Linked DNA regions of Homo sapiens: region 1 is linked to region 2. A link is an interaction called in ENCODE POLR2A ChIA-PET data of the cell type or tissue named here. Cell type or tissue: Caco-2. All regions are shown on one strand. Each heading gives the region's core, and the rest is flanking DNA. Links, peaks and the distances in the headings are about the cores only.

The links. ChIA-PET counts read pairs that join two places held together with the same protein. Peaks named below come from ENCODE experiments on the same cell type or tissue, not always from the same donor. Only the 100,000 strongest peaks of a DNase experiment are listed, where the experiment ranks them.
Region 1: POLR2A ChIA-PET joins it to region 2 with 11 read pairs; 2 of 35 experiments call an interaction of 5 or more read pairs at or near these places.

Annotation. Positions count from the first base shown.
Region 1 is chr10:52,492,166-52,507,961 of GRCh38, reverse strand. No RefSeq gene overlaps it. Among named protein-coding and RNA genes, the nearest start is that of LNCAROD, 30 kb to the right of the region's middle. RefSeq lists an enhancer at 7,587-8,786. In Caco-2, for the core only: no CTCF peak of the experiment used is centred there; a DNase peak (open chromatin) is centred at 8,541.
Region 2 is chr10:52,562,648-52,578,443 of GRCh38, reverse strand. The region is part of intron 1 of LOC124902426 (a long non-coding RNA gene); the gene reads right to left. All of the region lies in intron 1 of LOC105378305 (a long non-coding RNA gene), which reads left to right. Among named protein-coding and RNA genes, the nearest start is that of LNCAROD, 100 kb to the right of the region's middle. In Caco-2, for the core only: a CTCF peak has its summit at 11,267 (motif pointing right); no DNase peak of the experiment used is centred there.

The sequences.
Region 1 (15,796 bases), core at 4,734-12,733, 71 kb after region 2:
TGAGGAAAAACTATAAAATGGGTACAAAGTTTTAATGTTCAGGAAAGATTGGCCTTGTCCTTAAGGAAGTTATATTGATTGAAATTTCTCTGAAATTAACTTAGGTGTGTTAGTCATTATTAAAATTAAGTGACATTCACTTGGATTAAGTAGTAATAAAAAGTATGTGATTCTGTCTAGTGATTTTTGATCCCAAGCAGTTTATCACTGATGAGCCTTCATGTGCATACTTGAAAACCAAAGAAATACAAGTGTTGCACTAGTTTGAAGATTTCAGCAGAGAGTTCTCTAATAAGTTGTCAGTGCTGTATCTAGAAACTAATCTTGGAATTATGTAATGCTATTTTAAATAGCTGAAAATAAATTAATTCTTTGCTTGTTCTTACTTTATCTCAGTTTCATTATAAAATATTTAAGTGAAAGGAAATTATTTGTCTTCATATTGCATTTCCAAAACTAATATTTGCATTTACTATGTTTTTAATGATGGAGAAACAAGTTAGTTGTCTTGCTTTGATAAGTTTAACATAGGACCTGTCACACTTTTGATGCTTTTAGTCACAGCTCTGTCACTAGAGTATCAGCAATTAGACATGTGTAGTGAGTAACTTAACTACTTTAATACAGTGGTTTGAAGTGCTGCAAGCAATAACTCCTGAGCACCAAATCACAGTGTTTTTATTTCTGACATGTTAGAGAGAATGATAGGACTTTCTGTAATATAAATATCCTATTAACTAATCCCTGTACTGTTAAGTTGCAGGGCTTTGACCACTGGGTCTGAAAAAAGGCACTGATCCCTGCTAAATCTTGAGTATTGACACAAAAGCAGAAATGAAATAAAATAACAACTATTCAATCCCTCTAGGCCCAGGGACTATCACAGAAGAGGTGGGCACATGAGACCGCAAGAGCTGAATTTGAGGGATAAGATTAGCTCAGAGTGTTTCTATAAACTAAACATTAATATCAAAAGCACACTAATGCAAGGCCAGCAACTGGACCTCTATGTCTAAATAACATGGTTTTCTTGGAGCATTAATCTGCTCTTTAGTAGAAAACTGTAAAAAGTTACAAAAAGTTCATGGAAATCTTACCTTGTGATCAAACTGATTAAAGTTAGATAGATTTGTTTATAAAGTTTTATTAAAATTAGTTTTGACATTAATAATACAACATACAAAGGTAAAATTTGGTTTTCTCTTTTGAACAAAATTTTCATGTAAGAGATAATAAGAGATTTCTATTTACCTTTTGAGTAAAACTGTAGAAGAAAAAAAGAAGGAGTGGGGAAGACAGATTTAGCTGGTGCTGTGCAGTTTTTATCAGGTTTTATTGTTAAGGAAATTGAGTCTCCTCTCTATCAAAAAGTAAACATTTTTGTATTATGATTTTGGCTAAATGAATGACTATTTTTTAGTAACTTGTGAACTTATTTTGTGATCTCAAGTGTCTTAAATCTTTGATTTTTGACAGACTTTCCAGCAGAAAAATTTCAAGTTCTAGATCAGTATTTTAACCTCGAGATAACCTTTTTAAAATATTGGGTATCCTGAATTCCAAAAGAGACATATTAGATTTATTTGGTATGTTAGAATTATACAGGAAGCATTGTCAAATGTGAGGTGGTATTTAACTTTTTGGGGGTTATATTTCTATAGATGTGTTGTTAATATGTGTTCTAGGAATGTAGGAGAGTCCTAAAATTCTGATATGTCCTAATACATATTGTAATAATTATGATTATTATGTTAAATTGTTGTATGACACAGAAATAAGCAAATTTCCTTGTCAATTGTGTGGTTATGACTGTCTTAAGACAGTTGTTGTTTTGCTTTGATTCTTGTTGTGAGAAGACAGGGACCCCGAACGGAGGGACTGGCTGAAGCCGTGGCAGAAGAACATAAATTGTGAAGATTTCATGGACATTTATCAGTTCCCAAAATTAATACTTTTATAATTTCTTATGCCTGTCTTTACTGCAATCTCTGAACATAAATTGTGAAGATTTCATGGACATTTATCACTTCCCCAATTAATACTCTTATAATTTCTTATGCCTGTCTTACTTTAATCTCTTAATCCTGTCATCTTTGTAAGCTGAGGATGTATGTCACCTCAAGACCCTGTGATGATTGCATTAACTGCACAAATTGTTTGTAAAACATGTATTTGAACAATATGAAATCAGTGCACCCTGAAAAAGAACAGAATAACAGCAATTTTCAGGGAACAAGGAAAGATAACCATAAGGTCTGACTGCCTGCGGGGTCGGGCAGAATACAGCCATATTTTTCTTCTCTCAGAAAACCTATAGATGGATGTGTGAGTAGGAGAAATATCGCTGAATTCTTTTCCCAGCAAGGAACAGCCCTGGGGAAGGAATGCACTCCCGGGGGTAGGTCTATACACGGCCGCTCTGGGAGTGGTCTGTCTTGCGCAGTTGAGATAAGGACTGAAATATGCCCTGGTCTCCTGCAGTGCCCTCAGGCTTACTAGGATTGGGAAATTCCATCCTGGTAAATTCTAGTCAGACTGGCTGTCTTCTCTTGAACCCTGTTTCCTGTTAAGATATTTATCAAGATAATGTGTGCACAGTGGGACACAGACCCTCATCAGTAACTCTAATTTTGCCTTGCCTTGTGATCTTTATTGCCCTTTGAAGCATGTGATCCTTGTGACCTACTCCCTGTTCATACAACCCCTCCCCTTTTAAAATCCCAAATAAAAACCTGCTGGTTTTGTGGCTTGAGGTCGCCATCATGGTCCTACCAATATGTGATGACACCCCTGGATGCTCAGCTGTAAAATTTCTCTCTTTGTACTCTTTCTCTTTATTTCTCAGACTGGCCAACACTTAGGGAAAATAGAAAGAACCTATGTTGAAATATTGGGGGATGGTTCCCCCAATAATTCTTCTCAAGGTGACTTATAATCAGCTACAGCCCAGGGCTTACTTCTTTTAAGGAGTTCATGAAAAGGACTTTTGAACACTGGTTTCTTATAACTTTATAGATTATGCCATTGGATTAGAGAGAAAACTTCCGGGACTCTAATTAAAAGGCTAATGTGTTCATAAGGATTGCTAACCCAACATGAAGCAGAGCAGCAGTTGATTTTATGGATTAAACTGATGGAGAACTAAAATCATTTTAATGGCTTTGTTGTTATTGTTGTTGTTTGAACCACTGCTGACTCTTCAGACTCTGGAGAACTGTTTTCCTGCTGAGCTATTTACAACCTTTAATGCTTGAGTAGAGTATACTCTTGTAAACAGAATTTGGGACATATTTCTCTCTCTCTGCCTAATTTATCCAGAATTTGTAAACTGTTTGTGAATATTCTTAATTCATGGCAATGTTTTTGGCTGTAAGAGTTCAGTAAGAATCCGTTTTTGTTTTGTTTTGTTTTGTTAAACAATGGGACACAATTGGAGGAACGTATTTTCCCAGGGCTTTGACTGAAATGGCCTTGTGAGAGGCTACAGAAAAGCCAATTTAAGAGAGCCTATATAGACAATGATTCTTGCTGCACATTGTGTGGGTAATCAGGCCAAGTATATGAGATGGAAGCTTACTTTGCAGGAGGATTGGTCCTGCTGTAATTTGACTTTAATGGAAGTAGGAGACTGGAAAGAGAAAGATTGTGTTTCAGGAGAAAACTGGGATGAGATTAACTTTTGATTCCTGAGTGGCCGCATGGTTACTCGTGGTATGGAGCTGCTCACAACACCCCTCCTCAGCATGAAGCAGCCAAAAAGATCAACAGCCAGATTCTCCATGATTGAGAAATTAATAGAAATGGGGGACTCAAACCTCTATGAATCCCATAGAGCTGGTGTTTATGGTTTCTTTGAATAAACATAGAAACTGATCCTCCCAGTCTTAAAACTGAAGAAAATTACAGTTGTCTTATCTGAGTTCCTCGCTCAGAAAATCAACCATCAGTCCTCCCAGATAGTATCAGACCACTGCATTTGGACAATGAGAGGGCAGATCCCTTACCCATCATGATTGTCTAACCAACCACCTACTTCCTATTAACCAACTCCTCTTCCTTACCCATTCCTAGTTCCTGTTTTCCCACACATGGTTACAATTCTTCCTTGCTATACGAACCACTAATTTTAGTCCATCAAGGAGACAGATTTGAGACTGAGCTCCCTTCTTGGCTGCAGCACCCTATTAAAGCCTCCTTCTCCAACAATACTCATCATCTCAGTGATTGGCTTTCTGTTCAGCAAGCAGCGTAGGACCTAGGCCAAACCCTTGGTATTTCAGTAACACTATAACTAGCTTCTCATCAGTTCAGGTCAGACTTTTCCAATAAATAAGTATAGGTCTGGTCAAGTTTTTCTACCAAATGAGTATCAAAAATCTTTTGATTTTCAAAGATTTGGGTACTAATTGTGGTAAAAAGATCACATACCTGTATTATCTCCTTTCTACAGGTAGGGAGCTAAGGTGTATGAAATTAAGTAACTTGCTTAATACTATATGGTGAGATAGAAGTTAGAGTCAAGATTTTCCAATTCAATAGAGGTTCCTTTTCATTATGTGATACACCTTTCTATTTTTTCTCCAACATCATCATTCATTCGGTTCTTCATTAAAAATTATTAACTGAACATAAGCAATATGGAAGGCTTTATGCTCCATGGCATATACTCTAGGGAGTGTCTTAAGGCCATGATTATAATCAAGGGTATGTATATTATGGTTGCTACAAAGCCACAGTAAAAATATGAAACATACGTCCATAGAAAGACATGTGTGTGAGTGTTTAAGGAAGCTTTACTTATAATATCCCCAAATTACAACCTAAATGTGTACCAACAGATGAATGGATACACAAAATGTGATATATTTATATAATGAAATAATACTAAACAATAAAAAGGAATGAATATACCAGCTATAACATTAATGAATCTCAAAATTATTATGCTGAGTGGAAAAAAGACAGAAAAGAGCAATACTGCCTGATTCCATTTATATAAAACTCTATAAATAGAAACTAATACATACTGATAGAAAGCAGATCAGTGGTTGCTTGCAGGGAGGGGTACAGAGAAGGGTAAAAGGGAAAACTTTCGAAGGGGTACAAATAAACTTTTGAGGGTGATGAGTATGTTCATTATCTTGATTGTGATGATTTCATGGATGCCTACATATGTAAAATTTATAAAATGATACACTATTAATAAATGCAGCTAATTGTTTATAAACTGTATGCCAACAAAGCTGTTTTTAAAATATGGACCATCTTCCTGGAGTTAAGAGTTTTACCAGGAAGCTTGAAAGGAAAAAATAAAAATTTAACTAGACTTTAAATATATTAAAACAATAGGAATACTATATGTATAAAGTAAAATTAAATCACTTCGTAATAGGAAAGCTCTAGATACCAAAATTTATGCTTATAGTAGGCGAGGTCTAGCTAACTCTTTAAGATACCTCAGGACCTGTTTATTTTCACTCTTCTCTCAAGTTAGCAGACTTTAGTGGTAAGGTTTGAATTTCTGCCAAGGGGTTTACAAGGTCACATAAAAGATGTAAAAAGTACCTCAATACTTATAACATATCACTGACTTTAAGTTTCCTGTGCTTTTATTTCAGTCATTCCATCTTTAACAACATTGGCTTCTTGCATTTCTCTATTTCTAATTCTAGGAGCACTCATTATTTATAATCAAAGGAAAAAAGAGGAATACTCCTTATGCTACCATAATTGTAGTGTCCTGTGATATGAGGAGAGTGAGCCCTGCTACATAAATGCCCATATTTTATCTCTGGTACTTTTTCCTAAAGAGTCACAGAATAAATGAAAGGCAAATCTTAAAACATCCAACAATTCTGATGCTTTGGAGTCTGTAATAGTCCACTGACCCATCTGAATAATCAGAAACATGGTAATTTATCACAGCTATTTCTGGTTTTTTCAGATATTGTATATCAAGAATGTATAACCTTCTCAAAGAAAAGACTACCATGATTCTACGCAGTCCTATATTTTCTAAAAGCAAAATTTAAAAATTCAGATGAAACCTATAATAGTTGGAGTGAAAAAGAACACCACTGCAGAACATGGTGTATATTAGTACACAAACAATAAAAAAGAAAATTCTGAAGGGATTCGCAAACATCTTTCAGTTGTCAAGTGAAGTAGAAGAGCAGCTGAGTGGAGAAGACAGCAAGAGGCTACAGGTCATTTCAAAATGTTTCAGGTTGAGGTCCAGGTTAGTCCATCTCGGACTAGGGTCTAGATCCAGGTTAGCATATTTCAAGTACTAAATAGACTTTTTATTGCTTAATATTATTTCATTATATGGATATATCACATTTTGTGTATCCATTCACCTGTCAACAGACATTTGGCTAGTAATATTGTGATATTGTAGATAAGGCTTCTATGAGCGCTCTGCACAAGTCTTTCTGTGGGTTTATGTTCCATGTTTACAATGCAGCTTTGCAGCAACCATAGTACATATATACTTGATTAGAAAGATGGCCTTAAGATGCTCCCCAGAGTATACTCCATAGAACATACAGCCTTCCATGTCTATGTTCTGTTAATAATTTTTTAATGATCATAAAGCCGTACGAGGTGATCTTGAACAAATATTTGAGAAATGGCGAAGAAAATTGGAAGAGAAAGTTCTGATATTCTAAACAAGAGAACAAATACATTGCAGAAACTATGAAAAAGTAAGAATAATGTTAATTCCCAGGAAAAATACTAGATCCAAGTGTAAAAGGTTGCAGAACATTATGTCAAGTTGAATCTCATTTTATGATTTATAAATCTTATTTTATACAAAGATTTAAAAACCTTTATTAATATTTATGCAATGAGATTCAATTTGACATTATGTATAAGATAATGTAAAAGATATATGTGTGTATTTTACATGCATAATATATGTACTTATAAATGCATAGAAAAACTTCTAGTCTACATAAAAACTCTGTAGTGTCTTCTCTACACAAACTGGGGAATCTAGAGGAATTACATTTGTGACCCATAAGAAAAAAAAACTTACTAAAATATAGCATGTGCTCATTAAAATTTCTGTCTAAAATAATCTGTTTCCTATCATACTAAGTAGGACAAGGCAATGTATCTTTAATTCATTCCAATTCAAAAAAAAATTCAACAAATGAAATGGTGTCTTGTCACACCCTGGTAGATGAAGTAAGAATTTGTGAGGGCTCTTCCTTGGACCACATCAATTGCAAACGAGATCTCTGCAAGTTTTTCACAAGGCTTTGCACTGGGAGAAAGCAGCACACTTAAAGACACAGATAAAGTCAGAGAATTATAAACAGTCAGATAAAGGTTCTGAAACTGTTCCGAAGATGAATAGTTGCAAAACTGAGAATGTTCTACATGAAGAGAAAAATATTTAGATGAGCCTTTTTAAAAGTATTTCAATGTAAGTTATACTACAAAGGCAAATACTTATTTTTGCGGTGGTGGTTCTTCCAGAGGGCAGAAACAGAAACAGTGGTTAAAATTTAGAATAAGGCTGATTTGGTTAGATATATTAAAAATTTATAACAAGTATAAATGTTCCAGCAATGAATTTTCTTGCTTCAAAAAGTATCATATTACTTACCTGACAATATCTTTTGAAATTCAAATTAGCATGCCTTTTGACAAAGAATTTTTACTTCAAGGACTTTATCTTCAAGCTATCGCACACATATTTTCAAATACATGTGTACCAACATGTTGGTTGCAGCATTGTTTATAAAAGCCATCTAGAAATCAGCAATCCAGAGAAGACCTACAGACCCTCTGAAGGAAGTGGACTACTCCTGAAGGACCCAGGAGACCCCCCAAAACTCTAAGTGCCCCAACTGCAGAAGTGGGAAAGGGAGACCCTCCTCTCCCAAACACACACCCCCACTGGAGACGCTGAAGGTCTGTTTGCAGGAGAAGTTTATGACCTTACCTGGAGCTGAGTCCATTTGGAGAGCCGAGTGAAATACAGGGGTACAGAAAGCAGCAGAAAGGCCCTGGGAGCTCGCGGGGTCCTGTAGCAGGCCATTCCTGCCTGGCAATACAGGGATCCAACGGGAGAGGAGCAGGGGGTAAAACTACACAGGGAGAAGCAAATCTCTAACTGAACTTCGTAACAATTTGAACAGGTGAGAAGCCTTCTGGCCAGCACTCGGGGGAGGATGTAAATCCGGTGTGCAGACTCCTTAGGCAGGGAAAGAACCAAGCCCTTTTCTTTCACAGCTGGGAGGCAGATAGCCTGGGGTATGTTTTCAAGCCTGTATCGCTCTCCAGCTGGAAATGGTCTGGGGGCTATTGATGGGGCACAATGGGAGTGAGACCGGCCCTTCAGATTGCGTGGGAACTGGGTGAGGCCTGTGACTGCCGACTTTCCTCAACTTTCCTGACAACCTGCATGACTCAGCAGAGGCAGCAATCATCCTCCTAGATACACAACTCCAATGACCTGGGAATCTCACCCCCATCCCTCCCAGCAGCCGCGGCAAGACCTGCCCAAGGAGAGGCTGAACTCAGACACACCTAGCCCCGCCCTCACCTGATAGTCCTTCCCTACCCACCCTGGTAGTGGAAGACAAAGGGCATATAATCTGGGAGTTCTAGGGCCCTGGCCACTGCCAGTTCCTCCCCATAATATCACAGCTGATACTCTCTGGAAAGTGCCACCTTCTGGCAGGAGGCCAACCAACACAAAAATAGAATATTAAACCACCAAAGCTAAGAACCCTCATGGAGTCCATTGCACACCCCCCACCATCTACACCAGAATGGGCACCGGTATCCATGGCTGAGAGACCCATAGAGGTTAACATCCCAGGACTCTGTGCAGACAACCCCAATATCACCCCAGAGCTGGGTAGACTCGCTGGGTAGCTAGACCCAGAAGAGAGACAACAATCACTGCAGTTCGGCTCACAGGAAGCCACATCCACAGGAAAAGAGGGAAAGTATTACATCAAGGGAACACTCTGAGGGACAAAAGATTCCAAACAACAGCCTTCAACCCTAGACCTTCCCTCTGACAGAGCCTACCCAAATGAGAAGGAACCAGAAACCAACCCTGGTAATATAACAAAACAAAGCTCTTCAACACGCCCCCGCAAAATCATACTAGTTCACCAGCAAAGAATCCACACTAAGAGGATATCCCTGATTTATCCAAAGATAAGACGAAGGACAGAATCTTAAGAGCTGTGAGGCAGAAGCACCAAGTAACCTGTAAAGGAACACCTATCAGATTAACGGCAGATTGCTCAGCAGAAACCCTACGATCTAGAAGGGATTGGGGCCCTATTTTCAGCCTCCTCAAACAAAACAATTATCAGCCAAGAATTTTGTATGCAGCAAAACTAAGCATCATATATCAAGGAAAGATACAACTGTTTTCAGACAAACAAATGCTGAGAGAATTTGCCCTTACCAAGCCACCACTGTAAGTACTGCTAAAAGGAGCTCTAAATCTTGAAACAAGTCCTGGAAACACATCAAAACAGAACCTCTTTAAAGCATAAATCACACAGGACCTATTAAACAAAAATACAAGTTAAAAAGCAAAAACAAAAAACAAAAACCCAAAGTACACGGGCAACAAAGAGCACGATGAATGCAACGGTACCTCACATTTCAATACTAACATTGAATGCAAATGGCCTAAATGCTCTGCTTAAGAGATACAGAACCTCAGAATGGATAAGAACTCACTAGCAAAAGATCCACACCAAGAAGCATGATAATAAGTCAATAAATGTGATACACCACAGAAAGAGAATTAAAAACAAAGATCACATGATCATCTCAATAGATTCAAAAATGTATTCAACAAAATCCAGCATCCTTTATGATTAAAACTCTCAACAAAATCGGCATACAAGGGACATATCTTAATGTAATAAAATCCATCTATGGCAAACCAACATCCAACATAATGCTGAATGGGGAAGGGTTGAAAGCATTCCCTCTAAGAACTGGAACAAGGTAAGGATGCCCACTCTCACCACTCCTCTTCAATGCAGTACTGGAAGTCCTAGCCAGAGCAATCAGACAAGGGAAAGAAATAAAGGACATCCAAATCAGTAAAGAGGAAGTCAAACTGTCACTGTTTGCTGATGATATAACCGTTTTCCTTGAAAACCCTAAGGACTCTTCCAGGAAGCTCCTAGAGCTGATAGAAGAATTCAGCAAAGTTTTGAGGTACAAAATTAATGTACACGAATCTGTAGCTCTTCTATACACCAACAGTGACCAAGCAGAGAATCAAATCAAGAACTCAACCCCTTTTACAATAGCTGCAAAAAGTAAAATAAAATAAAATAAAATAAAATAAAATAAAATAAAATACTTAGAAATATACCTTTGGATGCAGTCCAAAGACCTCTACAAGAAAAACTATGAAACACTGCTAAAAGAAATAATAGACAACGTAAACTAATGGAAACACATCCCATGCTCATGAATGGATAGAATTAATATTGTGAAAATGAACATACTGCCAAAAGAAATGTACAAATTCCATGCAATCCCCATCAAAATACCACCATCATTCTTCACAGAATTATAAAAAAAAATTCTAAAATTCATATAGAACCAATAAAAAGCCTGCATAGCCAAAGCAAGACTAAGCAAAAAGAGAAAATCTGGAGGCATCACACTACCTGATTTCAAACTATGCTATAAGGCCATAGTCACCAAAACAGCATGGTATTGGTATAAAAATAGGCACATAGACCAATGGAACAGAATAGAAAACCCAGAAATACACCCAAGTACTTACAGCCACCTGATCTTTGACAAGGCAAACAAAAACATAAAGTGGGAAAAGGACACTCTTTTCAACAAATGGTGATGGGATAATTGGCTAGCCACATGTAGGAGAATGAAACTGAATCCTCATTTCTCGCCTTATACAAAAATGAACTCAAGGTGGATTAAGGACTTAAACCTAATACCTGAAACTATAAAAATTCTAGAAGATAACATTGAAAAAACCCTTCTAGACATTGGCTTAGGCAAGGATTTCATGACCAAGAACACTTGCAAAAGCAAATGTAGTAAAAACAAAGATAAATATCTGGGACCTGACTAAACTAAAGAGCTTTTGCATGGCAAAAGGAACAGTCAGCAGAGTATATAGACAATCCACAGAGTGGGAGAAAATCTTCACAATCTATACATCTGACAAAAGACTAATATCCAGAATCTACAATGAACTCAAACAAATTAACGAGAAAAAAACAAATAATCTCATCAAAAATTGGGCTAAGGACATGAATAGACAATTCTCAGAAAGAAGATATACAAATGACCAACAAACATTTGAAATAATGCTCAGCATCACTAATGATCAGGGAAATGTAAATCAAAACCACAATGCGACACCACCTGCAAGAATGGCCATAGTCAAAAAATCAAAAAATAGTAGATTTTGGAATGGATGTGGTGAACAGGGAACACTTCTACTCTGCTGGTGGGAATGTAAACTAGTACAGCCACTGAGGAAAATAGTGTGGCGATTCCTTAAAGAACTAAAAGTAGAACTACCATTTGATCCAGGAACCCCACTACTGAGTACCTACTCAGAGGAAAAGAAGTCATTATTTGAAAAAGATACTTGCACATGCATGTATATAACAGCACAATTCACAATTGCAAAATCATGGAACCAACCCAAATGCTGGTCAATCAATGAGTGGATAAAGAAACAGTGGCGTGTATATATATGTGTGTGTGTGTGTGTGTGTGTGTGTGTGTGTGTGTGTGTGTGTAATGGAATACTATGCAGCCACAAAAAGGAATGAATTAATAGCATTTGCAGCGACCTGGTTGAGTTGGAGACTATTATTCTAAGTGAAGTAACTCAGGAATGGAAAAGCAAAGGTCATATATTCTTACTGATGTGTGAGAGCTAAGCTATGAGGACACAAAGGCATAAGAATGATACAATGGACTTTGGGGACTTGGGGAGAAGAGTGGGAGTGGGACAAGGGATAAAAGACTGCAAATATGGTGCAGTGTATACCGCTCGGGTGATGGGTGCACCAAAATCTCACAAATCACCACTAAAGAACTTACTAATGTAACCAAATACACCGGTACCTCAATAACTTATGGAAAAAAAGAGCCATCTAACTAAATTATAGAAAACATCCCCAAAAAGTTATGGTAAGTAGCAGCTACAAAGAATAAGGAAGATCTACATGACAAGCTATTCATCAAGTGGAAAAGGTTGCAGAACATTATGTCAAGTTGAATCTCATTTGTATAAGATGTAAAAGATATATGTGTGTATTATATATAATATACATATAAAAGATATATGTGTGTATTATATGTATAATACACACATGTGTATGTACATATGTACGTATGTACCTGTAAATGCGTAGAAAAATTATCTGCATAAAAATTCCCCGTAGTGATTTTTCCACATGAACTGAGGAATCTAGAGGAATTACTTTATCTTTGTATTGGTATTATTCTGTTTTTAAACATGAATTATAGCCTTTTTAATCTATAAACTAATTTAAAAGTTGTTGCATTTGTTATTAGAAGGATTTTCTAATTATCTAATAATTACATGCAATTATATCTATATTATCTATTATACTAAAGCTATAGTATCTGTAATTATGATATCTAATCTAATTATTAACTGCTATCAGTGACATAGTATTTCAGAGAATCTGTTTTGCCATCAGAACTAGAATCTTAGTTCTACAGCTTTCTAAATGTGAACTGTTGCTGGAAACTTATCTCTAAGCTATGAATTCCTTATCTGTAATGTGAGGATAAGTTATGAATTAAAATGAGGCTCAAATGAGATACAACTGAGAAGAGATTTCTCTATCATATGTAATTCTTGGAACAAGAATTTGTTAATTATATTAAGCTTAAACAAGATTACTATAACACAGTAGAGGCAAGGAGGAATATATATATATTTTTTTAATTCTCCAAGCTTCCCCCTTCAAGGCTTGAAATTTACCTTTATTGTCTTAAAGTCATAATAAATTATTTAAATTTTCTAAATTGAACAAAGACTTTTCTTGCTATGTTTTGTTCAGTTTGACCAAGCAGTTTCAAATTTTAATGTGAATAAAAATTATTTTATACAGTTGACTCTTACACAACACGGGTTTGAACTGAATGGGCAGTTCAAATCCCGCTTATGGCGGATTTTTTTTCAATAAGTGCAGTCAGGCCTCCACATTGTCAGGTTCCACATTGGCAACAAAATGCAGGTGGGAAGTGCAGTATTCTCGAGATGTGAAACTCACGTATAAGGAATGATGACTTTTTGTATCCATGGGCTCTGCAGCGCCAGCTACAGCATTTGATTATGCTAAGACTTTGGTTATTAGTGAGGGTCCTGGAAGCAATCCCTCACAGATATGGAGATATTTTTCAAAGGCAATTTTAACAAGGCATATTTTTAATATGCCAGTTTAAAAACTTACTACATGTATCTATAGGTCATTGGTTGAATTATAGCCCCCAAAAGATATGTCTACCTAAAACCTCAGAAAGTGACCTAATTTAGAATGAAGGTCTTTACAGATAAGGTAAGTTAAGGTAAGGTGAGGATGGATGTTGAGATAAGATTATGTGGATTAGAAAGATTATCTGTCATTGTCATCCAAGAGAAAGTGTCCTTATAAGAAACAGAAGAGAAAAGGACACAGAGACATGGAGAAGGCCATGTGAAGATGGAGGCAGAGACTGGAGTTATTCTGTCACAAATCAAGAGAGTCAGGCACCAGCAGAAACTGGAAGAGGGATAGAAGGACTTTCCCCTACAGCCTTGGGAGGGAGCCCTGCTGACACCTTGATTTCAGACGTGTTGCCTCCAGAACTGTGAAAGAATAAATTTTTATTGTTTTAAGCCACTAAGTGTTTTGTAATTTGTTATAACAGCCCTGGGAAGCTAATAAAATATGTAATGATCATATCGGTTATTGTCCTAACCAGGTCACTTCTGAGAATGAAAGGGAGCACTATGATTAAGTATACCAGTACAATCAAGATAAATAGAATTGTTCTTGAAAAACAGAACACATGGTCACTCAATCCATAAAACATGAGACTGCATCGTAATGCATGCAAAATGGTTAGCAGAGTGGCTCTAATAGAGTATGCCCTCAATTTAAAAAGTAACTTTTATTATAATTATATATAATTATATTATAAAAGGAACTGGGGCTCTGGAATTGTGGACGATCTGATTAGGGTTACAGGATGGAGGTAGTGCAAAGGAGAGGCAAGAAAATGAAGATGAGAGAAAAGAGAAATCATTGGCCAAAGGAAGATCTCTGTCAGACTAGTAGTAGTCAGGCAATTGCTAAGAATTCTGATTGCCACAGCTGCTCTCTGCCTAGACTGTCTTAGCCAAAAATCATGAATAATGTTCAAATTCTATCTCAGTTGAATAACTTGGAAACTCTGTCCTAATCTACTATTGAGTTGTAAAAGGAATCATCAGAATTTGAAAGAGTAGATGAGAAAATACCCATAAGTGTATTTAGAGACTAGATTCCTAGAAGAAATTTTCTTTTTCCTTTTTTTCTTTTTTAATGGAGACAGGGTCTTGCTCAGTGTTCTGTCACCCAGCCTGGAGTGCAGTGTCACCTTCACAGCTCACTGCAGCCTTGACTTTCGGGACTCAATCTATCCTCCTACCTCAGCCTCCTGAGTAGCTGGGACTACAGGCATGTGCCACCATGCCTGGCTAATTTTTGTAATTTTTGTAGATATGAGGTTTCACCGTTGTCCAGGCTGGCTTGTCTAGAACTCTGGGGCTCAACCAGTCTGCCCCCATTGGCCCCTCAAAGTGCTGGGATGGAAGGCGTGAGCCACCATGCCTAACCTAAATTCCTAGGATAACTTCTTCTAATTCAACTACCCAACAAGAAAAACTTAGTGTGAGAACTCAAAGAGACATTGGCCTAGCCAGTCGAATTCTCTATTTTAAAATTGGAAGTGACTGGGCACGGTGGCTCACGCCTGTCATCCCAGCACTTTGGGAGGCGGAGGCAGGCGGATCACGAGGTTAAGAGATCAAAACCATCCTGACTAACATGGTGAAACCCTGTCTCTACTAAAAATACAAAAATGAGCAGGCGTGGTGGTGTGTGCCTGTAGTCCCAGCTACTTGGGAAACTGAGAGGGGAGAAACACTTGAACCTGGGAGGCGGAGGTTGCAGTGAGCTGAGATCGCGCCACTGCACTGCAGCCTGGCAACAGAGCAAGACACCATCTCAAAACAAACAAACAAACAAACAAACAAACAAACAAAAAAACTGGAAGCCAGCAGCATTCTGGATATCATGTAAAACCATATCATGTAAGAATGATTTCTCCTATTTTACTATACATTTCTGCTTTCAGGAAGAATTAGAGTCTTTTAAAAGATACAAGTAGAGTAAAATTTTTAAAATAGATATTAAAAATTAAAATGTTATTAAGTAAACCAGAAAGAAATCTAGGATAATATAGGTACTGTAAGCATTACATTTATCTCTGAATAGCTAGTCATCAGGATGAAATAAAAGCATATCTGACACACACAAAAAAATTGCAATTAATCAAGTGATTATAAGTAAGCAATTTATCCCAAGATTATTTTTTGACATTTGTACAACATAACAACCACAATGTGTAAAATATCTTTAACAATCAATTTACAGTTAATACATTCTTTATATTAATATTTCTTACCACACAACTGTAATCGTCACATTGTTCTTTGAATGCTTTATAGAGAAAAAGTATATAGGTTGGG
Region 2 (15,796 bases), core at 4,059-12,058:
TCTCAGCTTTGCTACTAGTGCTTATGAATTTGGGCATTTTTTTTTTTTTGGTATCCACTAAGCCTCAGTTTCTCTCTTTGTAAAATGACAATAACAGTACCTTCCTTTGGCTTAAAGATACACATTTAATTTCACATTTGAGTATTTCTGATGTGAAATTGATGAGTTATATAATTGATGAGTAAATTCGACATAGTGTTTTGTCTTTCTCCTAAATGAAAATTACTAAATAATGCAGTTTATAATCTACAGCATACAGAAAGAGATGAAATGGTCACATGTAATTCATAGTATTTTTTCAAGATTACAGGAGATAATACTTGAATTGCTCTTGCCACATAAAGAATACTAAAGTTTAGCTACCACACTTACTATTATCATTGTAACTGCAACTCCATGACTAAAACTACCAATGCCTCTGACTCAGTTTCCTCACGTGTAAAATAAAGGGAATAAGGTACACTCTATCTCATAGAGTTTAAACTTACCTAAAGCTCTTTGCATGGTGCTTGGTACATAATAAGTGCTCATTAAAAGGTAGCTACTACTATTATTTACAATTAATAACTGTGACCACTATCATGGCCTCTACTACTACAACCACTCTTATTAGGAGGAATTATAGCCTCATTAATCTCAAATAATTTGCAGTCTAATTATAAAAACATTAAAGCAAAATATTTCAAGATAGAATTTGCTTTCAATGTTGTTCCATTAAGCTTAGCAAGAGATTGGAGAAGAACAAAATCACAGGGTTTAAAATCACCGAGGATCATGGGACAAATCTCTGCTTCCCCCAAGCCTGATATCTTAAGAGAATGTGAAAGTTAACAGGCATTGGTAAACTTTGTAGAGCACTGTTGACTCAAAACAACTGCAGAGCATTTTTGTTGGCTTTTACAATGGTACAGTGGTAGCTCAGTTTTTTAGGACATCATTTCACCCTTCTCACTAACTCCACTGGATATACCCTGATACACTTAGGCAAATATATACACATACAAATTGGCCAGAACTGGGAAAGGTAGCAAAGGAAACCTCAAATGAGCAGCATAAGACTGAATCTACCTTGCAGCAATTCTGAAGAAAAAATCATTCACAGGAAATATGTCTACTACCTACCTTCTCTCATCACTTATTTTCTACCTTTTCCTTCTTTCTTAATTTTGCTTTTTAAACGCTGGTCTATTCTGCTTTCTCAGCACTTTTGTAAAAAAGCAGTCTTTAGATCACAGTAACTAGAGTGCTTATGCTTGCCTTGGTGTGAAAGGGATTGGAAAAATTTGTAGTTACGAAAGAGGAAAAAAGTTCTATGGAAAGAAAAGAAGAATATAAAAATATGCTCTCCAAAAGTTTTATTATATGTGAAAAAAATATTTATTTTCCTCTCACAACTCATAGTTCCTGTTACTTGTTTCCTATTAGTGAGACCATATACCAGGGGTACCCAGAACCTTAATTTAGAATTAACATGTGCCATAAGAATAATATATATTAATAATATATATTTCTGTTTACGTGGTCCACTAAAATATACATTAATAGGTGTTTTATTAGAACCCTTTTCTCGGAAGTAACAGATCCATATCAAACCAGAATAGATAAAGGGGAGATATGTTGATATATGTAATAAAACCACAAGACAATCAGTTGTGGGAGTAGAAGGCAGTTAGCTAGGCACAAGAGACAATCCATAGAGGGTCTCCATATCTTTCTGACTCTCGCTTCTACTAAGCAACTGGAAGATCTGGTATCCTATGTCACAGACTTATCACCAGAGAGACTGAAAGATACTTTCTATTGTTTATGTTCAGACAATTTTGACTGGGCCTAACCTAACCTGGGACTATTCATTCACTTTTATTGTGTAATTTATCAAATGAATATTTGGAGAATTGATTGCAGTGCAAATGAACACAGCACTATGTTCACCTGATTTTTTAGTTTTCTCTTGAGTTATAATTATTAAATCAATACTTTTCACCCTTAATAATGCAAGCCCATTATTACACAGACTATCTACACTGGGGAAAATGAAGTATTTCAGAAATATAACTCTCTGCTTGAATCAGTATTTCTGTATCTCTTTTATCTGGACTAGGACTACCTCTTGTATTGCTTTAATTTTCACATCTATTTTTAAAAATCAAGAAGTATAGGAAGATTTACACAAAACCCAACCATATAGTAGTAATAAATTTGTTTTCATAGAATTGTTTTTAACTTAAATGACAGTGGCTAACTATGTAATTTGGTTTGCACAATTTCGGAAGAAATTAAGAGAAAACAATACTCAAAATTTTTATGAAAATCAAATCAGAAACCTATTGACTAAAAACCAACAAAATTTGACTTAAAAGAAGATCCTGTTTCCAAGTTAACAGAATGTAACTGCAATTCTCTCCATTTTTGTACTAGCATGGCAAATTAAAAGGTTTTGTTTAAGTGTAAAGGGTGTATTCTTTTCATTTGATATCTGCATGCTACTTTCTGTTAGCCAATTCTAAAGATGAGATAAATAATAAATGTGAGGGACCTCTAAAAATGCTAGGTGAGAAGACAGTATTAGCATATACTACCTTTTCCTTTTTCTTAATTTTGCTTTTAAACGCTGCTCTATTCTGCTAGGAAAAAAAAATTTTTTTTTTAACTGTTGTAGGGAGTGGGGCACAGGAGTTCCTGGCTTCAGACAGAGCACCACAGCTATAGATTTTGATTAATCATAATAACTACATAGTTTCAAGAACCGATTTAAATTTCCTACCGGAGCAGGAAGCAAATTATAAAACTATGCTCATGGACTCTAGCTGTTGAGAAACATTTTTTATTTGTGTTTTGTTGTTGTTGTTTTGCTTTATTTTCCCACAATGTACACTTTGTGTTTGCCCTGGAGCTACATTACAGACAACTTACCAAGTAACTTCTTGGTTGAAGGCTGATCATTTAAGGAAAATGGGGAGAAACCTGAAATATGATGGAAACTACTTCCCTAGTCTCCCAGAAGGGAGGAAACAGATTTGCAAAGGGTGTTTATTTTAATTACTAAATTACCTTTATAGTGACTTGAGGCCAGGGAGGTACTTACTTGCAAAGCTGTAATAGAATGTTTTCAGCAGGAAATCTTAAATAAGGGTAAAACCACTTCAGGACCTTGGCTGGAATTTTGAACTGTGAACATTAAGCAATCAGCAAGAAAATAATATAGCATTATTTCATTGATATAGACTGTGCTATAAATAAGCAGAAATAAAGGAAGGAAACTGTATGTCTGATTGCCTTGGTACTAAATTTCCCCGGCAAAAAAGAAAATAGAATGGGAAAACATAATAATTTGCTTCAAAAGCAGAGCAATAAAGATATTTTGAAATGTCTTATAAAAAAACCTAATCATTAACACTAAAGATCTATTCACACTGGGAAGGGGTAGACTAAGAATAAAAAGAGGAAAAACACATTTTTTCCCTCTTGAGCTTTTTTTAGTCTCCCAGTGCTGTGGAATTAGAGCAGCAAGCTGAAATGATTTATGAAATGAAAAATTCCTGCCCACCCACTTCACAGACAATCATGTGCAATAACTACTGTGTTCTGCTATGTGCCATAATATTTAGCTCAGATGTAACCAGAAAATCCCACTACACATAGAAGAGTCAACCATAAAAAGAAACAGATTTCCTTGTATTTCTCTCATGTGTTTGCACACGGACACACCGGAAAATAATATATGCATATTTTTGCACACATCAGTAATTTCCCTTTTATCTTATCCTTCCTTTTGCTTTTCTTTTCCTTTTTTCAGAGAATTTAATTTACTTTTACTTTTAAAGTAATTCCTATATAAACTTCTCACCTCCTTTCTCTATCTTGACCCCGTAACCCTCTTTCCTCTCTAGAAGAAACTCAGAACCAGGTTGTTACCTGAGTAATTTAGCAAATAACTATTTATCTAAGTGGAATGATTGTGCTACAAAAGTTATTTAGTTAAATACTGGTTTTCTTTATATTACTAATTAGGTTTATTAGGTATGTGAATACTCAGGAGAGTATACTTTGGTCTGAAACTGTAAATAGTACATTTGTTTGTGCTATTTTGCAAAGCTTAATAAAAACATGCAAAAGAAACTATGAGTATTAAATTGAGAAATCACCATTAACTGACATATACAAGACAACTGACCAGTTCTTCCACACAAATATACTTAACCAGAACGATATGAAGTATCATGGAAAAATAAATTATGTAGAAGGAAGTCATGTACTTTCCTCTGAGAATACTGTATTTATATTGGAAAATCCTATACACAATAAAACATTGACTATCATAAGACCATTTGTAATCAACCTCTCTAGTAGTTCTGGGAAATGAAGAGATTGTTAAAAACTTGGAGAACTGAGGAAAGTCTGTGGAAACGGTGGAACTTAATATAGGTTTAAAAGACTGTTTTGTATAAGACCTTGTATACCCTGCATGGCTCTTGCCACAATGGATTGCCCAAATTGATAATTATAGCCAAACTTCAGTCTTCCCAGTTAATTATATTTTCCCATGTCCTCTGGATATCTGAGCACACAAGGAAGTTTGAGAAACAACAAAGTGTGGAAAGCAAGAGCAAACCAAGTCTTGTAGAGGAAGTAGTATCTTAGGGAAAAAGAGGTCTCAATTTCCTCTCTGCCATAATCTCACTGTGTTTTGGGGAGGTATTTACAGCAATCTATGTCTCCATATCTTAACAATAGAGATTGTGTTAAGGCCAACGATTTTTAGAAGATGAATGGGTGGAGAGCAAAATGTTTCATAGTGTGGGGGCAGATACTAAATCCTCTGGCAGAGGGAAGTTTCTAACTATTCCAAGAGACAATCTTACAAGATACTCTAAAAAGCTTTTAGTCACCAGCCCCACCCGCCTGTCCCTTCCTTGTCCAACACATACAGCTGGAATTAGGATTACTTATTGTGAAGGGGAGGGGCATAGGCCTGGGGATAGAGTGGAAATTAGAGAATTACTCTTTTATTTCTCATTCCACTTTCTCAGTTCAAAATTTATTTGTAATTCCCTGTATTTCATCTTCAAGAATATTTTTGGGCACAGAGATAAACTCCAGTGTACTTTTGAATGAAATATCAGAAAACTTTTCCACTTGATCTAAAAACTAACTTTGATAATGTTTTATGATCACAGTGCAGAGCAGGTAATTCATGTCTACATGATCTCCTGCTGAATGAATTTGTAAATTGTCATTCTACAGCACACCTTTTAAAGATATCTTCAATCTTTGACTATAGTAAACGTAAAATTGATATTAATTTGTTAAGGATTTTCTCCATTAAAGTCTCTTTCTTTTTTTTTTTTTCTTGTTCCCTAGGTAAAGTGCAATGGTGCTATCTCGGCTCACTGCAACCTCTACCTCCTGGGTTCAAGCGATTCCCCTGCCTCAGCCTCCCGAGTAGCTGGGATTACAGGTGTCTGCCGCCACACCTGGCTGATTTTTTGTATTTTTAGTGGAGATGAGGTTTCACCACGTTGGTAAAGCTGGTCTTGAACTCCTGACCTTAGGTTATCCACCCACCTCGGCCTCCCAAAGTGCTGGAATTACAGGCGTGAGCTACTGCCCCAGCCTAAAATCTATTTCCTGATATTTTTTATTCTTTTCTAGTCAACTAATATTCCAAACTATAACTCTAACTGGACTGGGTAAAAAATAATACCTGAATGCATACTTGCTTTTTTTCCATTGAAAAGAAGAAACAATCAAAATGGATCCCATTCTTATGGAAGCAGGGTATAGAGTCTACCCTTCAGCTTCTGAAAGGTAACACAGAAATAGCAGTAATCGTTGGAAACTTTTCAGTTGCAAGTGATTAACTTCCTACTTAAAACAGCATAACTTTTTTTAAACAAAAATATTTGACAGCCTTTGAGGGCATATCACTGAAAGTCCAGGGATACATTTCTTTAGTATGTCTGGGATCCAAGGTGTCACATAATTCCATTAGGATATTATATCTTTCTATTCAATGACTCTTTTTATGTTGCTGGGTGATGGCTGACAACCAAATTTTGACATCGGATTACAGGGAGTGTCTTCCCTAAGAGCTCTGGATCAGATATTCTTACTGTCTCATGTGCCCACCCTGTGGCTTAGAAGAAGATTCAGCTTCACTCCCAACTAGATCATGTAGAATGTTTTCCACAAGAAATAAGGGTTCCATTACCGAAAGAAAGAAAGAGAGAGAAGAGAGGAAAACAGTACGGTATAAGTCTACTACATAAGGGCGCATTCCCAAATATGCTGGAATTTCACCACTTAGTCATTGTTAGACTTTGTGGCAGCCCCTTCTCTTCCTAAAAATTACATTCAGTTTGCTTTATTTTCTTTCATTTAAAAATTTATTTTATTTTCATTTGTAAATATCTTGATAGAGACAAGGATAAATGGAGTATTGCGAAAGACCCATTTGTATAAGTGCTAATCGTAGTCCAAATTAACTTTCCACCAAGGATAACAAAAGCTCTATATGAAAACCCCATTTTCTAGTATTTCTTTGAGAAAATAGTAGCTAACATAAACTGAACTTTTACTGTGTGTACATTAAGTGCAAAGCACTATGATATGTGACTTACATATATTAACTCATTTACAACTCACAACTATCCTATCTTCATTTTATAGAGAAGACAACTGAGTCACTGAGAGATTAAGTAATTTACCCCAGTCACACAGCTGAGATTTCAACTATTTTAACTACCTTGTTTAAGTTATGTCAGTCAGCAGTTTACATAGATTTATGGTTTTCTTTTCTTTTTTTTTTTTTTGGGCAAGCTGGAATTTGTGTTTCTGGAGAAAAGGAGTTAATTAAACAGAATAAGCCATAAGTGTAGACAAAGACTTGCTTTCTTCTTTTTAGAGCCTAAACTGTCTATTCCAGAAAACCTATTTTAAATAGCACAGACATATTCATTCTCCAGCCTTCAGCAGAATTTTCCCAGCTACGGTGACAAAAATTCTGATATTTTAAACTATTGACTGGTCAAACTCTAAATTCAGTAAAGATAGGCTTGTCTCATTGTTAGTATTTCTCTTATTATTTAAAAGTCTCTAAGAATAAATTTTCCTTTTGGAGTTTTGAAGTTATAAACACGTGGTTTTCTTCTTGTGCTTCAATTTCTAAATGAAACCACATGGATAGAGAAATGACTTCACATGACTGGTGAGAAATACCCCAAGTCATTTGCTCCTTCTGCAGTATGGTAATATAGTCCATCTGAATTAGTCTGACATAAAAGGCACTGGAGAGTATTGGTTAGGACTTGATTGGTTGCAAGTAACATAAACTCAAACTTAAGTCCAAAGAGGACTTCATAATGAAGGTACTAGTGTTTTTCATAAACGTGCAATCCAGATTTAAACTGAGCCTCAGGAACAACTGAAACCAAGAGTTCCAGCACCCTTAGGATTTCTGTTCTGTTTCTGCTTTTTCTGTTTTGCTTGTTTATTCATGAGTAATGGTGGTTTTTTTTGGTTTTTGTTTTTGTCATCTGTGTTATATAGTAGAACAAAAATACGACCAATACCCAATTTTTATCTTCTTCTCAGACTTACCTGGAATCCTATTTCTGATTCTAAATTTTCAAAGAGAGGTTAACAAGTCCAACTTGGGTAAGTTGTTTATTCCTGGTCCAATTAGTTGTCACCAGGGAAATGACTAGAGTTGGCTCAGATTTGCTCAGCTACCAACTTTTGGAACAAGTACAAAATAACCCATGTGGGTAGGGGAAGTGGCAGCTCTCAGAATAGGAGGATTCTAGGCAGTCAAAACAATGTATCTATAGCACTGAGCCTGAGCTTGCAATTTAAAATCATTTATCTGATTTCTCATTTAGCTGAAAGAGATCTTGAGACTTAATTTTTTTCCAGTAGTGTTTATAAAAAGTTAGTACATTTTCTGCAGATTTCAAAATGTAAAAGCTAAACGCTTAACTCCAATAGCTCATATAATGTCAGTGTAAATTATCCTGGTGAAATTTGCAGAAAAATACAAAGAAAATAATTAAATGAAAAAGCACAAAAAATTACAGTCAATAATCTGACCCTTGTTGGTTCTCATCCAAAGTACATCAGTTGATGTAATTTTCACCTTTCATTTCTCTTTCTAACCAAAAACAATAATAAAGAACAATGAACAAGCTATTAGAAAAACAGCTGGAGGAAAAAGAAGAAGAGAAAGAAAAAAGGGAGGGAAGAGAGGAAGGGGAAAAGGAGAAAGATTCCAATACAATTTATGGATAATTGTATGATCTGTTGAGATGCTTTTTTTTTTTTTTTTTTAACAAATACTGCATTTTCCTCAACCTGGATAGCTATAACATTTCATCTTTAGTACCTAAGGGAAGAAAGACGACATTGAAGAGAAAGAGAGATGGGAGATGTTTGTCAATATTTGGGTTTTGAATTTCAATTTTCTTGTTCTGAGAAATAAAATATTGTCTAGAAAAGACATGGGGCATAAAACTTATACCTTAAATAATAAAGGACATTTTTCCTTATGTTCTCCCAGCTGAAACCCTGCCACAAGGTTAAGAACCTAAACCAAGCTGGTTAAGAACAAAGGGAAAACAATATTTAGATGTCGGCTTTTCATTTTCTCTATAAAGGCTTTCCTGCCCTTCCCCACACCTTCAGGCTAAGTAGGAAGGAGAACGTTAGAGCCACCAGATTTATTTGTGGGTTTTGAAGTCAGGTGGTCCTATATATCACTTTTGGAATAGAGGCTGGGAAGAGACAAGCCCCATAGGGTTCCTCTGAACTCTGTTTACCTTGGAGAGGTCGCATGTCCACATGCACCCAAGAAGGATATGGAAATGGATGAGAGAACCCAGGGCTGGAGAGCCCACGCTGTGGAATGAGAAGCACATGGCTGACTTTTTCTGGAATAAGGAAGACAAGGCAGAGATCTTCTTGGATTGACAAACAGAGGTGGGATAAGAATTTCTCAGCTGATGCTGGTGTATACAAATGACTTGAGGGAGATTTATGTTCCCCCTTCCACTCCTGCTCTCAATGCCTTTGCTGTCTATCAACATCCTAGAACTTAGACACTAGACCTAGGGAAAAGTTTGGGTGAAGGAGGGGTGGCTTCAGTTGCCTGAGGAAACTCCGATTACAACGAGATTATTTTAAACTGATTGTGATTAAGAGTCTGCCACTAATGGAACAACATAGGCTTGAAATAGAAGTAAAGTTATAACAAATACAGAAAATTTGATTTTTTGAACACATATGTTTTATACTAAAATTTGTAGCCATTACTTATTGAATAGCAGAATTGAGAAAATGATACCTATCAACAATTTTTCACCTATTTTTCCCCAGTGAAGTGTGTTCTCTTAACCAGAGGTAAAAATAGTCATTTAAAAATAATCCTAATGCCCACCAATGGGATATTTGAGTATTTCCCCTTTGTTTTAAAACCCTGGGAACCAAATTCCCTGACATTTTAATTGTTGGCTGTATATTCAAATGGAGTTATGTCATTTGCTAGAAATTTTTATTTGCTCCTTTGAGATTTAGTCCTACTTGCTGTTCAATATATGCATCTTTCTTCTTTTGTCTATTTATTTTCTTCACTTCCTCTGACCTTCTAGTACTTAAACAGCATCACTAGAACGAGACCTCCTTGTATGCTATTCCTTAGTCTGCCAGTGATAAAAAAGAATCATTTAAGTATACTTCCATAGAGGCCACATGTGTACCATGTATAGTGCTTAATATAAATCATGAGGAGAGGGCCTCCAGCATCCTATGAATAGTCTTGAACTTGGTATGCTGTAATAGGTAGTCTTTGATCCAAGGAAACCCACAATTGAATTAGCAGAGATGATTTCTTTTTTGCTTTCTTCTCTTTCTCATGCCCTTGCTAGATCTGTATCTCAGAAAACTGTATCCCTAGTGACATATGAGGAATCATTCTATTTGCAATGTCTGCAGCATCTCTGACTCAGTAAGTGACTATTAGCAAGGGAAAGTAACAAAGCTAGACAGTTCAAGAGAATAAAACTTGTCATGGCTCTATGGTAATAGTCTTTCATTAGTCCAGGGTGGAGAATAGAACAAAATGATCGTAATAACCAAGCGATAAATCAGATTATGGTAAGGATCCCTCTCTACCACACTGACATTTAGATTTAAATTTTGCTTAATTGAACTCTAGCCTTAAATGGCCTAGGAGGCTAGTGTTATATGGAAGACATTTATAACAAACCTCCCAGCTTAGAACTTTTGGTCTAAGTTATCTGTTGGCTCTGACTTTCTGCTGCTATCAAGCTTCCAGAGAAAAAAAAGGGACCAGGAAGCCATCCAAGAAGCCATAAGCAAATGTGACTTAAAATGATGGGTTATAAATGGCAGCTTTCTAGGTGTTCTGCAAGCTCCATATGAATACAAATTATACCTAAACTTTTCTTGGGTAGCCGTCCCCCAACATTTTAATTTAATTTTTATGCTTTGGCTTCATCTTATTTTCAAAAGGATTTAAAGTGACTTCTAAGATAAATAAAACATTTTAAATTGATATAAACTAGGAATAGGTAAAAATGAACAGAAAGAAGTATTTGTACATTAAGTGAGTTAGGAATGAGTCTAACTCAAAACTGAACATCAGATGGTCTTATGAATAGACACAACATACGTTCTAAGTTTATAACAAGGGAAGGAAAAAGGGATACCTGATGGGTTAGTTATATCTGATCAGTCAGTGTGTCCATATGCTCATGACAATTATTTAGAAGAAACAAAAGGAAAAGCATCTGCAGGATCCTCATGTTGGAAAAATCCCTCAGCCTTTGGCACAGAGTTAGATAAATAGTAGGCACTTGAAATAGGCTTACTAGTTAATAGGACAATGACTACTATCTGAAATTATAATTATAAAAAAGAAATGTTTCAAAATGGAAAGAAATTAAAATCAAGGAAGTTAATGCTCTTGTAGTATATTTAAGTACTAAAATGTTTCAGAGCACTGTACCAAATTTCCGGGGAGGGAGAAAGTACGAGCTCCATCAACCTAATGGGAGAAATAACATAAATCTCTTACCACGAGATGTAAGATAAATGTTAATTTCTATAATGACAAATACAGTACTGTTATATGAAAAGCTCATTGACCTGAGGGCACTACTAAGAAAATGTTTCTCTATTTTTTTTTTAAATGTTTTTACAGTATTTTAATAGTTTGAATTCCTAGTCGGGGGGAAATTATCATCTACCCATTTCCAGCAGGGGGCAGAATTACCATAGAGGAGGTAGATGGTATAAAAATATCAGGAAACAAGAAACAAAATCAAGCAGAAAAGTAAAAAAAATAGTTTGTATTTCTTGGACTCTTTCCAAGTTGACAAATATTTATCAATTTTTAAAAGTAACAAAAAGTTCTTCATGAAATATTTAGCTATTGCTACACTATTGTTTACTACCAAAGGCAATTTCTTTCAGCTACACAGTAGGAAGGTTGATTTTTGTGCAATGCTTTACAGCGTCAAGTTCTTACTGTTCCTATATGTCAAGGAGAGCAGTTGAAGCTTTACAATGATTTCTACAAGAAAATGATCCCATGTATGCTTGCTTTCTCATACTGAAGACATCTTAAGCTTTGTTGAAAAGTTCTTATCTTTCTAATTATACCTTCAATCAATGAAATAGAAAATGAAATAGAAAGTTGCAGCCAGTGGAGTGCTGGTAAATGTTTAACAACTGGGTCTCAAAACAAAACAAAATAAAACAAACAAAACAAAACAAAACAAAAGAGGGTGCGTGTGTGTATGTGTGTACATCATCTTGTAATAACTTTTGAGTATATAAGAATGTGTAAGCTTTTGTTGATTTTTCCTAACTCTTGTAATCATAGCCAACCCATAGCTGCAATTGACAAATACATGTGGTTCTGATGTGAATATTGGCTGCGATTTTTCTTTCCTTTTTTATTTTTTTTAACCCATTAAGATAAAAGTGGCCCTAACACGGTGGTTCACGCCTGTAATCCCAGCACTTTGGGAGGTGAAGGCAGGCAGATTGCTTGAGGCCAGGAATTTGACACGAGTGCGGCAACATAGCGAGACTCCATCTCTCCAAAAAAAAAAAAAAAATACAAAGAAAATTAGTTAGGTGTAGTGAAGGGTGCCTCTAGTCCCAGCTACTTGGGAGGCTGAGGTGAGAGGATTACTTGAACCCAGGAGGCGGCGGTTGCAGTAAACCGTGATCACACCACTGCACTCTACCCTGGGCAACAGAGTGAGACTGTCTCAAAACAACAAGTAAAAATTTTAAAAAGATAAACGTGAAACAGCAAGACCAATGTCAGAACTTTCCTCCTTCATCTATTATGTGAGTGATGTATATGCTGAATCAGGTAACAGTTTTTAAGTGTTAGAAAACTATTTTCTCAATTTTTTGTGCTGCACAGTATAATGTCTCCAGACATGACTCACTTTTAAGTTTAATCTGCATTATTAATGTTTCCTGTATCACTTTCTTAAATAAAGACAATAAACAAAACAATTAATCAAGCCCTGATTTATAGCATTTGCCTGCTCTGTGGGTTAAGTGATATGAATACTCTCACCATGACCCATTTCAAACTACTAATGCAGTATCACTGAACAGAGTTGAGAAGAGATGCTCAATAGCTCATGATTATGTATTATTGCTACCATATAGATTCAGTAAGGAAAATTACCTAGACAACATAGGTGATACTAAAATGTATACAATATTTAGGAAGTGCTGGGTTTTGAGTATTTATTACCTTTGATTTTTAATGTGATAGGTTATATGTGCCAGCTCCAGAACACCACTGATCATGAGAAACTTTGTGAACTCTTAAGACAAAAGTGTAACACGAAAGGAAATAAAATTAACACTAAAGACTTGGAAATAAAAATGGAGTTAATACATTTCTCCATTTAGTTCTATTAACACTAAGATTTACAGAAGCGTTAAAAGAAATGCAATTCCTTAGGTCAATATATTTCATTTCTTGAACATGTGGAATCATACCTAGTACATTTGTGTTTTCCCAAGATAAGACATAATATATAATAATCCTTTTGTGTTCCCTCCAAGTAAAGTGATTTATAGGTGAATGAATAGTATTATACCAAAAATGTTTATTAGTATTTTTCAAAAATTATCTTTTTTGAAAATTTTTTTTAATACTTCAAAATTTTCAGAAATATTTTCTAGCTGGGAGATAAAGATCATCCTAGCCTTCTCTCAGCTTTTTCTGGCTGTCTTCTAGCATATTTATGTCACGGCTATAGCACAAATTGGGGACAGTTCTACACACAAGAAAATGATTCTGAACAGAATTTCTCAGGTTCATTCTGGCTGGAGAAATTTAGGCCACATGCTGACCCCTGAAGTTAAAGGTGAAGTTACTTTCTATTTAAACATACGGACTCCATTCAGAAGAATGAAATTCTAAAAACTGTTAGAAAGAGTGGAGCAAAGAATGAAGGCCAGATAAGAAACCAACAAATGCCCATTATATCTTCTACTCCAAAGTCATTAAGGAATACCATTTTGTTTTAAACATCAAGTTTAAACTTCTCTGCTTTCAAATTCTGCCACATTTTGCCCCACTCTTAACTACCCAACTTTACTTCCCACCAATTTCTTTCTATCCTTGACAGGCCAGTCTCACTCTTCTAGGACTTTATAATGTTTATACCTGGTTTTGTACCTCATTGTCTTCTCTACATTTGGAAGATTCTTTCCTCTTTCCTCTTTTCCAGTAATTAGCCATTAAGGCCCAATTCAAAAACTTACATTCCATTTTTCTTTCCACTGTGAATGATCACAGTTCAATTCAATTAAGCATTTGTGTACTAAGCAACTAACGTGTATGGTAGAAGATTTCTTAAGAGCGTGGTGAGTTGAAGATACTTGTGAGAAATCTACAAACAGCTATTTATGAAGAAGCTGGAAAATTGGAGATCTAGAGTTACTGAGAGTTTAGGACCAAAGATAGAGACTTATCCACATAAGTACTGAAATAGAAAGTTTGCCTAAGCTAAGGCAAAACTATAGAGAAAGAAAAGAAGAGAACTAAAGACAAAATAGACACATAAGAAGTGAGGATATGGAGCAAACCACAGCGACTGAGTAGTGTCAGAGAAGAAGAAGGAAAAATCTGTTCACATAAATCAAAAAAGGAAAATATCGATTAAAAAGGAAAATATTCAAAGGCATCTAACACAGTTGAATTAAGTATGTGAACTTTGGTTTTCTGGATCTCACCATTGTCTGACTGTAGTTTCTACTTCATTTCAATGTGATAAAATATAATTTGATTTGTGACTGATCAAACATTGGATTAGATCTACCCCAATCCCATTAGACCTGCTCAGAGGAAAATGGACCTTGTGCTATAAACATAGTAATCTCTTCCCTTTTACAGGGTATATGGCAGACAGTTCCCAAAGATAAGCATATGAAAGAGACATGCCATCCCAAAGTATGTCTTTTTTGGCAATTAATTTCACTATCCAAAACTTCCATTTAACACCCTTCCCCACCAATATGCCGGTCATTAAAAGGACAAAACATATCCTTAGTTGAATATTTAAGTTCAATTTAAAAATGTCTCTTTCTTCCAATCTTTGGTATAATTTGACATGTTCTGTGATTTTCAGTTGTCAGGCATATTAACTTATGAATCACTACTGTATCACTTTAGGACAAGTGAAAACTTTTTGCTTAGACAAAAAAAAAAGAAAAAAGAAAAAAGAAAAAAATTACTGAAGCTGAAATCAACTCATTGCCCCTAGCCCTGCCCAAAAGAAGAAGAGAAAAACATCGAGGCATGAAAAAGTGTTTTTCAACCCCTGCTACTCTGTGAGTCACAGAGCTTGATGCCATAAATTAGGCAATTTCTCAACCATAGACTGAATGTTATATCACATAATCACAGAAGTAACAGTATTTTGTATTACTTGTTTAAATTTTGTTTTCTGAAGTATCTTTCTTACAGCATAATGCTAGCAGGTACATTTTAAGGATGTTAAAACTGTATCTATTCAATTCTTGACTTAACAGGGATACTTACATCTTAAGTAAAATTTCCCCAAATGTGCTTTAGAAACAAAAAGGCATTTATATTTTTACATCAGGGTTGTCAAGGGCTGCAAGGTAGAGGGGAGATATTGACTATAAGTGAGACATAACAGAACTTTTTGGAATGATAGAAATATTCTCTATTTTGATTGTGGTGGTGGTGATATGATTGCATACATTTGTTAATATACATAAAGTACACACACAAAGGGTCAATTTGATGGTGAGTAAATTACATCTCAAGAAAAGAGAGTAAGAGAGAAAGAGAGAATGTGCAGATAAATATAAAATTAAAGTTAAAAGGGTATTCATATTTAAAATTAACTTCTTTCCTGAGCTTCTTAATATAGAAAAAAAAGAGGGAGATTGAAACTTCACCAAAATTACTTTCTCTGAAGAATCTCTGAATTGTATAACTCCCATAATACTGAAAAGTTAAGAAACTTACATTTTTACAGAATTAAAAATACAATGAATTTATGATGTATAAAATATGTAGGCATGATTTAAAAAGAAAACATGGAATATCCTTTTAATCTTAAAAGAATCCAGTTCTGGCTATATTTTTTTCTCAGTCTTTTTATGTAATTCAAATAGGTTTGATTTTTATACCTGTTCTAATTTTAAGTTACTTTGAAATCACACACAGCAAGATACTTTGAAATGCCTTATAATAATTAAGACAAAAATC